Regions from separate parts of the Homo sapiens genome. Here region 1 is linked to region 2. A link is a loop called in an ENCODE intact Hi-C map of the cell type or tissue named here. Cell type or tissue: heart left ventricle. All regions are shown on one strand. Links, peaks and the distances in the headings refer to the core of each region. The heading gives the core; the rest is flanking DNA.

Region 1 (8,337 bases), core at 269-8,268, 60 kb after region 2:
TTGTTCCATCAGCTATAACTCAGTCAAGTTCACAATTTGAAAGTATGTTTGCCCCATTAATATGAATTATTGATCAACTTGCAAGAATCACAATTTCTCAACATAAGAATTCTAGGATGTTGGAGCTACAAGGGAACTCAGAAGTCACTGAGACCTTTTTTTTGACTGTTAAGAAATGAAGTGATACTGATTCCACTGAAGTTTATTGAGCACTTAGTATAGGGCAGGCAACTGGCTAAGGACTCTCCTAGCCTAGGGACACAGGGACAAAGATAGAGATAAAAAGCCACCATAGAGGTCTGCCAGCCCATCACACTCATACTGGGTTTTAAATATGCAAATCGGCAAGTATAAAAAACAGCTACCTTTAACAGGAGCTATAAAATGGTGTTATTATCTTGTAATGGTTTTATTTTGAAGATTAAAAATTTGGTATAATGATGCAATAGTTATGTAAATGACCTATATGATGTTGGAGGAGGCAAAAGGGATTTCATGTTGATCATCTTTTTCTTCGGTCAGTTACACTCCCCACCATCACCATTCATTCCAGTGCTCACATCTTTGAACACGAAGACCATCAAGACACCCAATATCATTATCCTTAAATTGTCTCACTTAAGATCCATGATTCAGTAAAAGTTTATTTCAAAGCATTCACCTATCTCTCAGGGGAAAAATAGTCAAACCTGCACACTATGGACTTTTTAGTACCGACTTGCTGCATTCCCTAGTGTTCTACGCCTGCACATTTAATGGAATAAGTTCCTTGCAACTTCTTTCACCTCAATTTTGTATAGCAGGGATTCCTAACTGAAGTTTAGTTTTGCTGTTTTTTAATATGAACATCATACACATTCTCCAAGAACCTCCAATCACTTTAAAGGATGCCTTAAATTCTTTAAACAATTTAGAAAATTAATTAGCTTCACCATTGCACGATTAACTTTCAAAAATGTTATCCAGAACTTTTAGGAGGGGTAAAAGATATTGCAACATCACTGACCTAAGTACAAAAGAGTGGGAAGTAAAAGTTCTATATATTGTGCTTAGTTGTTTCAGTTCAAGTGGACATATTTCCCTTTAGATTATAAGAGAAAAACAAAGCTAGCAATTCTTAAAAAGTATAGTTCATCAAACTTTCGGTGCCAAAAATGTTTTTGAGACTCATTTTGTCTAACTGCTTCATCTGACCCAACTCACAGAAAAAGTTAACATACCATACACACGTACGTCCTTCTCCTCACCTGCAGAGCTTTCTTCCAAAAACTAAAAAGCAATGGAAAGTATGTAGACTCTCATCCAGTTTTCTAGACTATAAGCTCCATAAGAGCAAGGCTTATATATCTGTTTGGTTCACAGCTGAATCCTCAGAACTTAGTACAGTGCCTGGGATAAGACGGGCATCAAAAACCAAAACACAACAAAACAAAAACCCCCAGAACTTGTTAAATGATGAATAAGCTTCCTCATTTTAGTGACAGAAAGTCTAAATCCTAGAGTACAGAGGGTAAATGGCTTGCCAAAACACACAGCAAATCAGAGTATGCCCCCGTGCTCTTCCTGCTCTGCAACCATTTCCCTACAAGCACTAGTATCCAAGTCACAATACTTATGACCATAACTGTTTGTTTTTATTTTCAACTCTTTCCAGGAATTAATATGCACTCCCTTGAGCCCACAGTTCTTCTTAACCCTTGCCTCATGTCTGCAAAACATCATACAACTTTGCAAGTTGCACACTGACAACCCCAAACCCCCCTATGTATAGGAACTTCAGACTCCATACATCAGCATTCAAGCAATGATTCTGTTTTGGCTTCATTAGTACTTGGTAGATCAATGTTTGTGAAGACTTTACAGCCTTTTTCCTTTTCTTTCCTTTGTTTTTTTTTTGTTTGTTTGTTTGTTTTTTTTGAGACAGAGTCTCGCTCTGTCGCCCAGGCTGGAGCCCGGAGTGCAGTGGAGCCATCTTGGCTCACTGAAAGCTCCGCCTCCCAGGTTCCCGCCATTCTCCTGCCTCAGCCTCCCAAGTAGCTGGGACTACAGGCGCCCGTCACCACGCCCGGCTAATTTTTTGTATTTTTAGTAGAGACGGGGTTTCACCGTGTTAGCCAGGATGGTCTCGATCTCCTGACCTCGTGATCCGCCCGCCTCGGCCTCCCAAAGTGCTGGGATTACAGGCGTGAGCCACCGCGCCTGGCCTTCTTTTTCTTAATGTATAAAAGTAATCAATGAAAGACAAAAGGTGCTGATAGTGGTAATAAAAAGCATATGTCTGATAAACTTAACACAACTAAGACAACCTAAATCATTAGGAATGCTGAAAGCAATTAATATGTAGTCTTATTCAAGCACTAACTGGACCTAATCTGGCTCTATTGTGAAAGATAAGAATATTAGCTAAGAACACGTATGAAATGCTGGAAATTGTTTCTTGAAGTCAATATAAAGTTTAAAGCACAGTGATATTTTTTAGATTCCAGGTCACAGAAACTCCTATAATATGGCAAGTTATAGTTTACTGTGTGGACTGTTCACCTCACTACAGGTTTCAACAAATGTATTTTGTATGAATATATGGAACTGTCTGTAATCAATGAGGATTTTGTCCCTATCAGGTAAATAAGTTTCCATCTTGACATATCATATCCTTCACAGTATACTGATGGGATAATAAATTTTGAGAAAAAGCCAATCATAAGATGGAAAGAGAAGGTAATAAAGTCAGTGAAATAATGAGACTCAATGATACGCTGATTTTAATTTCAAAAAGGAAATCTTATTCTTTGACACCAATTTTAATTGGAAAAAAATCCAATTTTTCCCTTAAAACATTATTAACACTTATATGGACTTACTAAACAAAGTGCATTTCCTACAGAAGGTTTAGAGTATGTTTCCGTGTATATAGACTATGTATGTGTGTGTCACAATATGTTGTGATAACTGAGGGACGTAAACTCTTGGGTTTCACATATACAAAAAAATTATCATAACCAAAATATTGAAATATAAATCCAACAAACTGCACTATTATGAAAACAAATATTCTGAATGTCAATCACTTGACCTTGCTCAGATTGGGAGAGCTATGATCATGCGGGAATAGTATATATGCTTTCCAAACCAAATCATCTTTATTTAAAAATAAGATTCAAAATGAACACGTACCTAACACATACACACATAAAAATGACAGGCATACACATTTTTTTTCTTTTCAGGATTTTTCAAAGCATTTACTATCCCATAGAATTAAAAGAGATGCTGCCCCAAAATAATAATTTTTAAACTTAATCTTTTTTTAAAAAGTGTTCTAAGAAAGGGGAGTTTTTACACAGTCATATTGGAATCTAAATTTGTTTAATGACCAAATTATAAACCTCTGCAATCTGACAACTAGAGTAGAAATACTAACTATAGTATGTGCTGCCATAATAATGATACCCACAAGATCAGCCCAGTGCTTGTAGCTGTGGCAGGGTCCCCAGGCAGCAGGATAACTGCTGCTTGATCATTATCCCTGCTAAAACTGAAGCTACTGAAGTTTTAAAGAATTCATATCTTACTGAATTTCTTTCATCTCTAATAATTACTAAACTGGCATAATTACTTATACTAGAGGTGGAATGTGATGCATGCTAAAAGCCCAAGGTGCCTAAAATTAAAGTTTTTTATTAAAAAAAAAAAAAAAGCTGCGATTCTACTTAGTTTTCAGAGATTTATCTTGTGTCGGGCTTTTTATGCCAGGAGTTGCATAATTATTTAAACCATTTAAAAGCTTTCCTTACACTATTTGATTAATACTATAACAGAGCTATTTAAATTTACTAATGTTAACTTTAATGTTTAAGTTTTAATTGCTTTGTAATAACACTGTTGCAGAACATATTTTAAATCAGACAAGTACGCTTTCACTACAACAAACAAGGTATATGCAATCCTAGCACCATGTAGTCCCCAAACAAAAAACAGGAACATTTCAGATTTAATTGAAATGGAATTAGAAAGTTGCATGCATCTCCCCCACCCCTAGAACTAACTTTAACCTTTGACAGCACAACAGGAGTCAATGAAGAAAAAAATTAAATACATCTGGGAAAATACTTAGCTACAGGTTTGACGTGGAATATCAGCCTTTGTATCAAAATCTCATTCAATTCAAAAGCATTCTTTCACATCTTACTTAATGATAATATTTACATTTTTAATGATGCAGACAGCTGCTAAAATAAACAAATACTGCAAGTCTTAAAATCACTTTCCCTCTTAAAATTAACTGAAAAACTGAACATAGTATCCATTAAATCCAGCCATGAGGAATGTATTCTGTGGCAACAGAATTAATGACAGTAAACCAGCAATGTGAATCCTGACAGATGAATTAATAAAACACATTAATAGGAAAAAGAGACCCTTAATAAAATTCTTAATTGATCTTAGTAGACCTACTCTTTTCTACTATCAAAACCTCTTTCTTCTTATTACATGCTTTTACATCAAAATGAAAACTCAAGCAAGTATACTTAATAATATGCTTCAACTTATGTCAACAAGTATTTAACTAGAATTTACCAGACTAACGAGCCCTCACAAACAGACTCCTTTAAAAATAGAGGGAGGCAGGTACAAATGTTCCTCTAAGGTGAAAAGAAATCTCCTACAAATATGCTACGAGTCTTGCACTAGACCAAATAAGCAAGTACAAAGAACTAAGTATAATTACCGGAAGCAAAAAGTTGAAAAATTCTGTCATCACTGTTAGACGTCACTGCTGTCAGTAAGGATAACTACAGTGGTTTTTAAAGGATATGGAAATACTCTGGCAAAACAAAAAAGAAAAATTATTAACAGCTTGCTTTATAAAAGGCTGCTTGCTAATCTCAAATCCCTTTGTAATTTCATTTTTACATGTATGCTTTTATGTTCAGTATCCTATTTTTTGTCCTTTTTTGGCTGGATGAATAAAAGACAACAATCCACTCATGCATAAAACAGATGTTTTTGTTTTTAAGGCCAAGTGGAATCTTATGAATTTGTGTGCCCTCACTTTAGGAAGATGCTGCCAGAAGTGCTGAAATCGTGAAACCGGCGTTTTGGAAGAGACTCACTGGACCATCAGTTCTGGAACTTTGACTAGCACTCATGGGATCCTTGCCAACTGTAATTGCTGTTTTTGTTTATGTCGGATTGTCTACTGATTGGACTATAATGAATTTAATGACTTCAACATCTAGTCAGTATAATTTAAAGGTGGTGGAGGGAAGAAACAGTCACTGGTTGATAGATAAATAGAAGAACATTTGCAAGTGTCTGAAGGAGTATGGATGTCAAACACTGTTTGAGCTTCTGCAGTGTTTCCAATAATCAGGCTTTTTAGCATACAAGTCCAAAAGTAAAGCATACATTTCTGTATGCCAATTAGTATTTTTGCCTGTACAATCATGAAAAAAAATCTCTCTCTCTAATTTGTGTGTGTATGTATCTTTTCTTATTTTTTAAAAAACTTACCTTAGGTTAAAATCTAATCATGAAAAAAGGGAGTCACAACCTATCTAAAAATAATTTTGAGGGAAAGCCATATTGCAATTCTTAAAAGCAAAGCACTGCACTGTCTTAAAACAATTACCTTTACACACAAACTTGGGGGCTTTTTTTTTCTAATTATGTCATCATTTCCAAAATCAAAACTCAATCTTTACTGATGAGGTTTTTTTTTGTCTAAGAAATGAAACATATGAAATATAAGAGAAACACTTTTTTTTTGGTTATACTTCACCTGTCTACCCGTAAGTATATATATTTTGACTTTGAACATAAGAGAAAAAAATGTGTTTAAATAAGGACTGCAGAGTTTAATGTTTCTATTAAATTTCAGGGCCAGTACAAGCTCCCTGAGGTGGCTTTTCTAACACCTACAATTTTTAGAGCTTTTCCACTAGAGAATACAGCCTAATACACAGGTTTTCTTACTTTCAAAAGGTTTCAGGCTTAAAATCCATTGCCTTTACATTCAAATTCTATAGTTTACATTTCTTCTTTAAATTGCAGACTAAGTTTTGCCACTCTATTACATTTCTAAATAAATTACTCTACTCAAAAATAAAATAAAATAAACCTTCCTAAGTACAAAAGAAGGTAAATGGGGGAAAGGTCAATCACAAGTGTGATAACTTCAAAATGTGCCAAGTTACAAAGGGTTAGCTACTGTGACGGCCAAGTTAAACAAGGCACTTCTGGGGCTCTCTTTCTCCCTGGTTCCCACCACTCCTCTCCAGAGGTCCCTGGTATGGGTTTATGAACACCTGAGGGTTCAGATATCCTAATTGTGTCTTGTGTTTAACTTGGCCATCTAAATGACTAAGTGCTCCCCTCTCTCCTTCCCAGCTTTATAACTTGGCTCTTACTGAATATATCACACCTTTATATAGTGGACCACTTTTTCCTTTTTACAGTGCTTTTTGGAGTAAATTTCAAAAAAAAATTGTTTGTTATTAGGTAAAATGGCCGAGAAACTTCCATCAGAGAGGCACCACAAGAAAGAGAATAAATAGCCAGCAAGAAAAATAGAAATAGGTCACAATTGACCAATTTGATGCAACTGATTTGCTGCCTCTAAAAATAAGCTGACAGGAGAACTATTTTGAGTCAGGTAATCTACTCAAGTACCATGTCTACTCTCAGGAATTGAGACAAATATCCAAATAATATAAATGGGGCAGAAAGAGTGACTCATTTAATTGTCTGTCCATCCATGCCTCTAATAACTGGCTTCAATTCTCTATTTCATTAAATAGAAGGGGTTATCCAGAAGATTCGTACCATAAGGACAGAATAAGTTTGTCAACTTTGTATGTGGGCTGATAGAATTTTGATGCTAGGGCTTTGAAAGGCAGGAGGGGTAAAGGAGTTCCATGTTTCAAAATATATTTCCAGCTTTTACAAATAGAAAAGTGAATCTTTTCGGTGTTTAACAGGTTTAATGTACTTTAGAGGAGGTAAGTAGACCAACCAGGACCTGCTCCACTGAAGCTAGAAATATGGTACCTACTCTCAGGAGATGGATTCTTAGGACAATTACACTGAAGTTTCCTACAAACAAAAAACCCAGCATACTTTTTCAAGTAAACATAATTATTCCTTCAGGGTACTAAATTATGAGAATTCACACAATAAATTCAACTGTTAATAGAAATGTCCTGGTAATCTGTATTTTTAAGCATTTGGTTGAAAATACAGACTCCAAACCTAACTGACATTGTGTCTTCATGTTTTTATCTGCCTTAGGTAAATGACTTTCCTGAGATACAAGTTTCAAATTATATCAAATTGACAGTCATGTCAGCAATATCTTTTACATCTTGTTGGTTAAAGTACTAGTATGCATGTAAGACAGAAGTTGGAAATTCAGTGCAGAACTTCATGTTTTATTTAGAAGGGCCTATTGCATTTTCATGGTTTCCAATGCCTCCTTCAAGTTGGCTATAATCTACATGGTTTTGAAATACTGTCACTCATCTAATAAAATCAGACTTTTTATCTTTTAATTGCAAACCTATTAATCAGTTATTCATAAATGAAGAAACACAACAGGACTGCCTTTCTATACCTGCTGATAGCAAAGTGTTGTTCACTGCATATTACTACTAATATGATACCAGAACACAGGTCATAATAACACCTCTCTGGCTTTTCTATGATCCAAGTGTGACCTTCTGAATGATATAATGGACAATCCGCATACTCAGAACACTCCTACAACACATTTTGAAAAATTGGAGACCCTTCCAAGAAGACATAGGGAAATCAAAATACTGAAGAGAAGGCTAGGTATTTAACAAGAGCCACCCAGAATGCCCTTCCTCTTCTTCAAAACCGCTACTAATATCAAAATGATTCGTTTGGTATAGCTCATCTACATATGAATTTTTCAAGGCATACCCTGAAGAAAAACAATCCGCTCTTCAGTGAGGACTGTACTATTTTTATTCCTGTCTTCAGCTTCTCATCCCCAAAAGCCCAGCCAGCCCACCTGAGGCCATTCGCTCTTTTGGGAGTTGTCCAAGCAGCTGATAGGAGAGAACAGCACTGTGTTCCGCGCCCACACAGAATATGGAAGCTAAATCTTTGTTTTTAGTGTAAATATTTTATTTAGAATTTAGCAGTTGAAACAGATGCTGTCTTTGTGGGGAAGATATTTGGATAATTTTGCAACATGACGATAAAAGAATAAAATGTCCTCTTTACTCATTCTTCACTTGCCATTTTTTGCTTATTAACCTAAGAACTGCACAGGTATTTTGCAGTTCGACTTATCAAACCTGCCCAGCGAAT
Region 2 (8,337 bases), core at 51-8,050:
TTTCTAATGTCTCTTTGTATCTCCTCCTTTTCTCTGTTTCAGATGCAATAATCATTACCTGATGACAGTCTACACCTTTACTCAATCACAGACACACACACAAGTCAGACCTAGAACTACATGTAGTACCACTGGATTCTGAAGGACTCCAGGCTTCTTTCAAAGTGAGAAACAAAGAAGGAAGGGACAGTAGAGCCCACATCCAGTAGTTGTGAGATTTTGGGCAAACTAGAAGGATAACATATAAATGTTGATATCACCCTTATTTGTTTCTGATCAATTCTTTTCTCTGTAAAACAATTTAAAGCAAAAGTAAATGGTATTGTCCCATTGAGAAGAACAGGGTTTTCCCAGCCTTCTAGGAATATATTTGTTTTAAATGTATTCACATCAAAGATTGATCAAGGATAATATATATTAATATAAACCATAGATTCGATCACCTAAATACAAGGGCTCATGACAAAGGCTTCTAAATACTGTCTCACTCTCTCTCTCACCCAAATCCCTTTCCGCTCATACTATCAATTCCTTGCTTAAATTCATTCTAAGCAAATCAATCCTTACACCTGTCTTGCCCTCATTTTCTACTTCCCAGTTGTGAAATTTCTCTTACATCCTATCAACAAATAATGGACTTAGGGGTGAAGAGTCCAGAGATATATAAATTAGTGTTCCACAACCATTTAATTTCCTATGCACCTACAGCTTTATCCGTCTTGCATGGTATTTGATCTGCAGAAACTTTTTCATAGAAAACCAGGACTAGAAAATAATGAGCAAAGCAAGAAGCAATCTCAAACACACGTGAGGAAATTATGCTTGATGTAAACCTACTTTGATCCTGTTATTGTCATTCAACACAAATACTAAATGAGAGAGGAAATGTCCTCCTCATTCCTGCACACAGAAGGCAAGTGGGAGGGTCTTGCTTTCTAACTAAAGTACAACTTTGGCCCAAATTAAGTTTGCTGACCCAAATCACAAGTCAAGAAGTTTGTTCCATAGAATGCATGTGCTGGAAATGTAGACTGTGGAAAACAGTAAAAGTTTAAGAATGACTTACTCTACATAGTAACAATCAATCACAGCTAACAGTCATTGAACACTATGTTCTAAACTCACACTGTGTCTGACATGCATAATCTCCTTTACTCCTTAAGGGAACCCTAAGAGAAGGGGACTATTAGTAGCTCCATTTTACAGATACAGAAGCACAAAGAGTTAGTTAAGCAACTTCCCCAAATCACGTGACTATTAAAAGGTGGAGCTAGAAATTGCGCTCAGGCAATGTGACTTGCCTTCCATGAATGCGATGAAACACAATCTTACCAAAAGACTTTAGGAGGTTTCTGACTGTCCAGTGCAGTTTAGAGTATCTTACCAGGCAAGTGGCTAGAATAAAGCATGCGGTCAAAAATAACGGAAGGAATCACAGGCGGTACTTCATCAGCATTTACTAGAATCCTGCTGGCCTAAAACTGGCAGAAAAAAAAAAATCCTCTCATATTCTAGGCAAAGCTTTTTGCCTTTTGTTCAAAATAGGATCCTGTTTTTCAGACTCTTGAAAATACTCTTTGCACCCTTCCTGAGAAAAGGATTAATTTTGTTAGGAAGTTGCCACTCGTTTATAATTATAGGAAAATTCTGTTTAAGAATCCAAGGGTTCCAAAAAACAACTCCTCTGCTCCATTTCCTAAACTTTCTACAGTTTGGAAGGTAAACTTGAGAACACAGAGCACCTATGAATATGTGTACTGGTATTTCTTCCAAAACATCCCAAAACTGTTTTGGGGGGATGAGGGGATCAGCTGCCTTTGGAGCCAGGTAGGAAGGCAGAAAGGAGGAGGGCCAGAGAGGAGTAGGGAGAAGCAGGGTGAGAAACATGCACATCGGAACCACTGGAAAGCCAGGCGGCTTGTGACCAGTGCGTCGGGCCACTAGACCAGGGAGCAAAGTGCAGGCTAGTCCTTCACACCCAAGCCTTAGGGGAGGCAGCACCCGGTGTCAGAATAACATAGTTCAGTGTTTGGAAAGAGGAAGTCTGCAGAGCGGCACTCCATCCGGCTGGCCAAGTATACAGGTAATAAAGTGTGAGCTTGCACATGGAGGGGGCGGTGCATGGTGGGGACAGGGAAATGAAAGGCAATGTGGATGTGCCAAAAACAATATTCCATCCCCACTGTGACAGGGCATCAGAGGGATCTTTTTGAAAGGACTAGTCAGAAGCCCAAAAAAATTAAGTTAAATTATATACAAAATGCCACACCTAAAAAGAAATATTATTTTAGTAAAAAATCCTACTGCTTTTTTTTCCCCCCTTTAGGCCTTTACCAGGGACACCTGCAAATAAGAAAAACAAAACAAAAAAATCCAGCAAGAATAAAGCACTTTCCAGACTGACAAGGACAGCAAAGAACACAGAAGATTTCTAAGTGAAAGGCACCACGTGGAGTAGAGATAAAAGAGCTTTTAAAATTTTTAGGGAGCCAGATTCAAGTGTTTCAGTGAATCCTTAAAGTGCTTAAGTACAAAATGCTTTCCTCCAATGCATTAAACCTACAGAGAATGACTTTAACCACAGCGTGCCTGCTTTGTGCAGGAAGCAGCTGGTACCTCTTTCTGTGTAATGGATGGGACAAGCACTCTATCCAAGGAAAGTACAACCAAAATCTCACAGGAGTGTTGGCATGAGCCTCTAACACATATCAACAAGCACCTCCACTCACTATCTTTTTTCTCAGCAAAGAGCTTCCACCAGGCCCCTCACTTTGAAAAGTTGCCTCCTTCTGTCTAAGGAAGAATTTCACCTCAGTCACCTGGTTTTGCACATCATACATTCCCACTCTTGCCTCTCCTACTCATGAGGATTGCTGTGCTCTAAGCTTAACCCTTGAATTTGCCAGCACTTAGCAAGAGTCAAAATCAGAGCCTAATTCAGGGGCTCTTCCCTGGTCTCTGGTCCAACATACGCTAATTAAAAGCTGAGGTCGGTCTCCAATTACTGGACCACAATAAATATGTCTATAAAACCTTCACAGGATTTTGCTGTATCAGCAAGAACATTAGTTTAAAAACACCAACTATACCCCCTCCAAGTTTATGTGTCTGCATTAAGTATAATTAATTTCATTGTCTTGATGTTTCACCAGAAAGCTTTCCAGAAAAATCCAAGAATATTATTCAATAGCTGAACATAAACTTAAATGGAAAATAGAAAATAATGTGCTGCTGGAAATCGTAAATTTGGGTAAATCTGAAAACATCTGACCCTTTTTAACTTCAAAAGCAAAAGATCTGAATACCCCCATCATCATTGACGGGAGTTTAAAACCTTATTATAATTTGCCAAATTCCAAAAGAGTTGGTGTTTTAATCCCTCACCACTTTTAAACGGAATCAGTTGAAGAAAAAAAATCAATGTCTGGAGACAGCTCTATGAATGTAGCCACACCTAAAAAACAAGCCAATACTTTCCCCCCCCCCCAAAAAAATTCATGAGCAGCAACAGCTGGAACTGTTTTACACTAGACGGCTGAGTTCTGTGAGAATGTCCTCCTTGTCTTTGTCTGCAAAGCTGAAAGAAGCTGGACTCAAAGGTAGTGTTCAGTCCCAGGAGGACCCTGAGTAAACATGAGCCTGAGCCCCCAGCTCCCTCCTGATAAGGTCAGGTGACATGGTGTCAAAAGACAGCCAAGGAAAGATCTAGAAAAGTGCACACACAAGGAGGATATTTTTCTTTCTCTTTACCAGAGATAATAAAGAACAGAAATGGACTTCAAAATTTTTTATTCACTTAAAATACAACAATGACACTCCCACCCTTGCCCTCAAGCCCTATGTATGTATGATAAACATTTACACACACACACATACACACACTAAACGCACTGCTCTAGCTATCCTTTACTTCCTGAATGAATGCACAACCGAGTCTGAAGCTTGCAGATCTACTCCAAATTGTCAAAGCAACCTGTCTTGATGAAATGTAGCAGCAGCAAAATAACAATACGTCACACAAAAAAATCAGCAAAGTCATCTCATCAGAAAGCAGCCAAAAAATACCCAAGTATTTCCAAAATCTGAGTTGAGACGAGAGCGCTGAGGGCCGGAGGAAAATTAAAAAGAGAGGCAGAGTCATAGGCATAAAGAAGTCTTCAATAAAGCAGTGAGAGTTCGAAAGGAAAGTAGCAACACCACAAGTTATGAAAAGGGGAGAGTACAAAGCATGACAGGCAGATGTAATAAAAGAAAAGCACCATAAAAAAAGAGAAAGAGATGAAGAAATATTTCCAAGTAACTGAGACAGGTACATTGGGAGTATAAAAAAAGAAACAGCTAAGCCTGGAAGGAAACAAGATGAAACTGATGATGCACCTAAAAATGAAAACAACTTTTTGCATGTAAACAAAAGAGGTTTCTAGTGAGAGAGACTACACAAACACTCATGTGCGTGCGCGCGCGCACACACACACACACACACACACAGGGAGGCATCAGGCATCTGACTATTTCAAAAGCCACATCTAAAATTTCATTAAAAAGAGCCCAGCTGCTTCCTTACCCTGACTTTGTCTTTAAGGACTTAGCTAAGCTGAAGGAGTGGCCAGAAAAGGGAAAAAAAAAAAAAACACTTCAACCCATCTCTCTCAAATTCTTTTATTTCAGCAATGCATTAAGCAATCTCCCTGCAGAGTTATTCTCTTCTTCCTGGTGTGGATAAAGCTTCCCCTGGGGAGCTCTGTAATTTCCAGCTTCTCCGAATTCAGGTATTAGTAAAGACCGCTTGGGGACACGCAACAATATAACTCTACATTTTCAGGCATTCGGAGAGAACCCCCTAAGGGTCCCAAGTTCAAATTTCTGAAATGTAGGCATTGTAAAAGGAACCTCGGGGGACTCCAGCAATAGAAATCTGCTGAATTCAAAGCATTTCCTAAGCCCTGGCAGGAGCCTTTGCTCCCACTGGAGGCTTTTTATAAAACATGTGTTGCTGACATGTTGACAGATTGCTCAGTGAAGTGTTAGGTGCATACACAGGCTGGCCATTTAGGGGGACATCAGTTTACCCTTCATCTCTACCTGAAGCACCATGTTTTATACATTACCCGAGGACAGGCAGAAAACAGACACTTTCCAACAAAGTATAGTATCACTTGGCAAAAGACAACCACCCCCTCACACGTACCTCTATCCACCACCTACAGAACTACAGACAGATTTTGTAGTTGCACTTCTCTCTCTCTCTCTCTCACACACACACACACACACACACACACACACACGTACGCGCCTGCGCGCGCACATGCACGCATGGCTATACAGAATCTCCCCAAATCACAAAAAGGTCAGAAAATAAATTAAGTGTACAGTGCAAGGCCCAGGCTTGAAATTGCCTCCATGTATCAGGACTGCCACCCTTTTGCTACACAGGCCAGAGCTCTGAGGGTATAATGAGCAAAGGAATTTTCTAATGACAGCTGACTGTTGGGAGGTAATCTGATCAAAGGCCGATATTAAATCCAACTTCTGCTCATATCAGGGTATTAGTGATGTACGACTTAATAACCCAGCAGCTCCAAAAGTGCTGCCGTGGCAACAGGATGGAAATTGGGATAATAATGTATTCATGGTGCTGGCGACCTGGGGCTGCAGTGCGCGCTCTCAGGGGAGGGCACTTCACCCTGAGCCAGACGTGTCTGGGCAAAATCACTTCACAAAGGACAGGAGTGGAATACTGAAGAGCTCTGGCACTGATGAGAGAGTCGATAAGGGGAAGAGTGGAATGAAGTGAAGGGAGGGAAGGAAAAACATTTTCAGCAGAAGAGCTTGAGTGGTGCTTCTCTGAAAAACTGATGGGGCTCAAGAAGCTCTCCCCGACAAGTACAACCAAAATGGATAATTATTAAATGAACATAAAACTACATTCTCTGCAAAGAGCTGGAGGATGAACAGCACCAGCTTGCATAAAATGACAAGATTTGCACATCAGCCATCATCAGCTTCCAGCCCTACCTACCACCATACAGAGGAGAGCCAATGTCTGCCACCAACAAAACACCCATTCTTCTCAATTGAAACAGATTTCCAATCTTAGCTACTATTTTATTCCTAAAGAAAAACAAATGTTGAGAAAAAACAAAGGTCATACAATAATCAGTCACATCTCATAGACTATATATCTCTCAGATATTAAAAATAATCTCTATTTTTTCATTTCTTGAAATAGAAGCTGAGTAACAACTAAACACCATTTGGGTAGGAGGAAAGAAAAACGGGATTTGAAGGTCTGGAAAGGGGAATCAGAAATTTAATTAAACGAAAAGGGGAGGAGGGGAAGACGCAGAGTCTAGGCCAAGGCACCTCAGCGGTTAAAAGCGTGCCCACCTAGTCTAATCTAACACAAGATCCTCGGACTCCCTGGACTGAGGAAATGAAAGCACATACAAGGGTGGTTTCAATTCCAAATATCTTTTGCAAATTACATCATATGGGACTTATATTTGCTGAAGACATCTTTAGAATATCAGTGAATACTCCAAAAGAAAATTCATGGACCAGACATGGACTTTGGGGACAGGAGAAGAAAATGGCCCATTTTTCTTATCTAGCTTAAAATACCTTCTTTGCTATAAGGAAAATGCTTCTCTGTAACTAATACAGAATATCCTCAAAGAACAAAGAGACCAAACATACCAAGCAAACTTGGTAAAAACGTGGCCTCAAGAAACACTCCTGGGGGGCCTGGTCGGCTTCTCTTCTGAGGAAACTGACTCCGTAATCATTCTGACATGCAACTGAGGAGAGAGCAGCAAATCCTAATTTCTTATTCTTGCAGCGCTTAATGCCAACAACGTACATATTGTACTCTTAAGCGCTCTTCCTGCCTTTCCTAGTATTACAGATAATTTGCTAGTTTCAGAGTGTACTTATTACAGGACTGTCAGAGGAGTTTTTGTTTCAACAACACGTTAACTTTACTGCACTTATAAAAAACATTATGTGTCCCCTGTGATTCTGTGTGTTTAAGAGCAGCGAAATGTTATTGATCCCGGTGTGACAAATCAAGAGTTAGGTAATGTCTACAAAACTCAATTTTCTGCAAGACATAAAAACCCTCTTTATGAAACCCCTCCTTAAGAAATTCAGGAGAAATTCAGAAAAAAAAAAAAGAGAGTATAAAGGTCAGCAACTATTCCTTATTAATGTAATCTAACTCTATTCCAATGACAGGCACATGACCACAGAGGCCAATTTAAACTAATATTTTTTTCACTACTGTAAAAACAAATCTGCAGGAAATTTAAAAAATTACTTTGATACAACTAGTCATCCTCCTCAGAAAGAGCATTAAATTGAAGCCAGTTTCCTCTCACTAAGGACTGTGTGACTTCAGATTCGCAGATAAGTATCCAACTTCTTGACCAAGCATTAGGATTCTACTTGCTTGTATCTGTCTACAATGGACTTTCACAGAACTCGTTTGCTTTAGAAATGTCACAATGCTGAAAACATCTCATTCTGATTCACATGAAATCTCTTAATTCTTATGATTTTTTTTCCTCTCAGAAAAGATATAATACTGAAAATGCCCCCCCAATAGTTTCAGCAACAAGAGTTGTAAACCTGATAGGTGACAGGGAAAGAAAAGAAAAAACCTCTACTGGGCAACATCAATAAACTGGGCGTGATGTGCACAAAATCCATTTGCATCCATAGAAATTTCATAACTCTGCATACATATTTGGATTTTTCCCCCAACTGTTCAGGGACAGTAAGCACTGATACTGCATTTAATTAACAAGCAAATGTGATGCCCTCCGATGTGAACAATACTGAGCCAATTGCTTAAGTTCTCACAAAGATAAATGTATTACAAGCACCACTGTACTACTGCAGAATATGACAGTAGTCATTTTCCTCATCTTCCCCAGCAAACTTTAGTCTCTGACAGGGCTAGCCTTCTGTCCACCTTTACCCTCAACTCTTTCCTTTCGGGTTTTAGCTTCCATAGGGAAATTCGCTTTCCAGATCCGTGGGTAGCTCACTCTTTCTCTTTTCCTCTTTTCTCTCCCTCTCCTTTTCCTCTACTGTATTCATCATTATTCAGCTGCATTATAACACTTAAAAAAAAAAAAACCCAGCTTTGAAAAAAAAAAAAAAAAGAAATCATTTGATTTTCATTGCCCTGGAGAGAATTAAATACCCCCAAGGAAAAATTCTGGTACATTCTCTGCACACATTTACATGCAGCCAGTGAAGTAAACATTTCCATAATTGCTCACTTCAGAACACGTTACCCAGTTCCTAGGTACAATAACTGTCAGGAGTCAATGA

The links. A loop is a pair of places that touch in the nucleus more often than their neighbours do. Peaks named below come from ENCODE experiments on the same cell type or tissue, not always from the same donor. Only the 100,000 strongest peaks of a DNase experiment are listed, where the experiment ranks them.
Region 1: a loop joins it to region 2, with 5 times the contacts of the local background. A loop is called at or near these places in 32 of 110 quality-filtered maps.

The regions. Positions count from the first base shown.
Region 1 is chr18:25,340,523-25,348,859 of GRCh38, forward strand. All of the region lies in intron 2 of ZNF521 (zinc finger protein 521), which reads right to left. Among named protein-coding and RNA genes, the nearest start is that of ZNF521, 7.5 kb to the right of the region's middle. In heart left ventricle, for the core only: no CTCF peak of the experiment used is centred there; no DNase peak of the experiment used is centred there; H3K4me3 peaks cover 444 bases; H3K27ac peaks cover 1,296 bases.
Region 2 is chr18:25,280,447-25,288,783 of GRCh38, forward strand. All of the region lies in intron 3 of ZNF521 (zinc finger protein 521), which reads right to left. It overlaps LOC105372031 (a long non-coding RNA gene), which reads left to right. Exons shown (of 4, transcript XR_001753378.3): 4 at 43-252. Among named protein-coding and RNA genes, the nearest start is that of ZNF521, 68 kb to the right of the region's middle. RefSeq lists an enhancer at 4,343-6,047. In heart left ventricle, for the core only: no CTCF peak of the experiment used is centred there; no DNase peak of the experiment used is centred there; H3K4me3 peaks cover 1,518 bases; H3K27ac peaks cover 3,320 bases.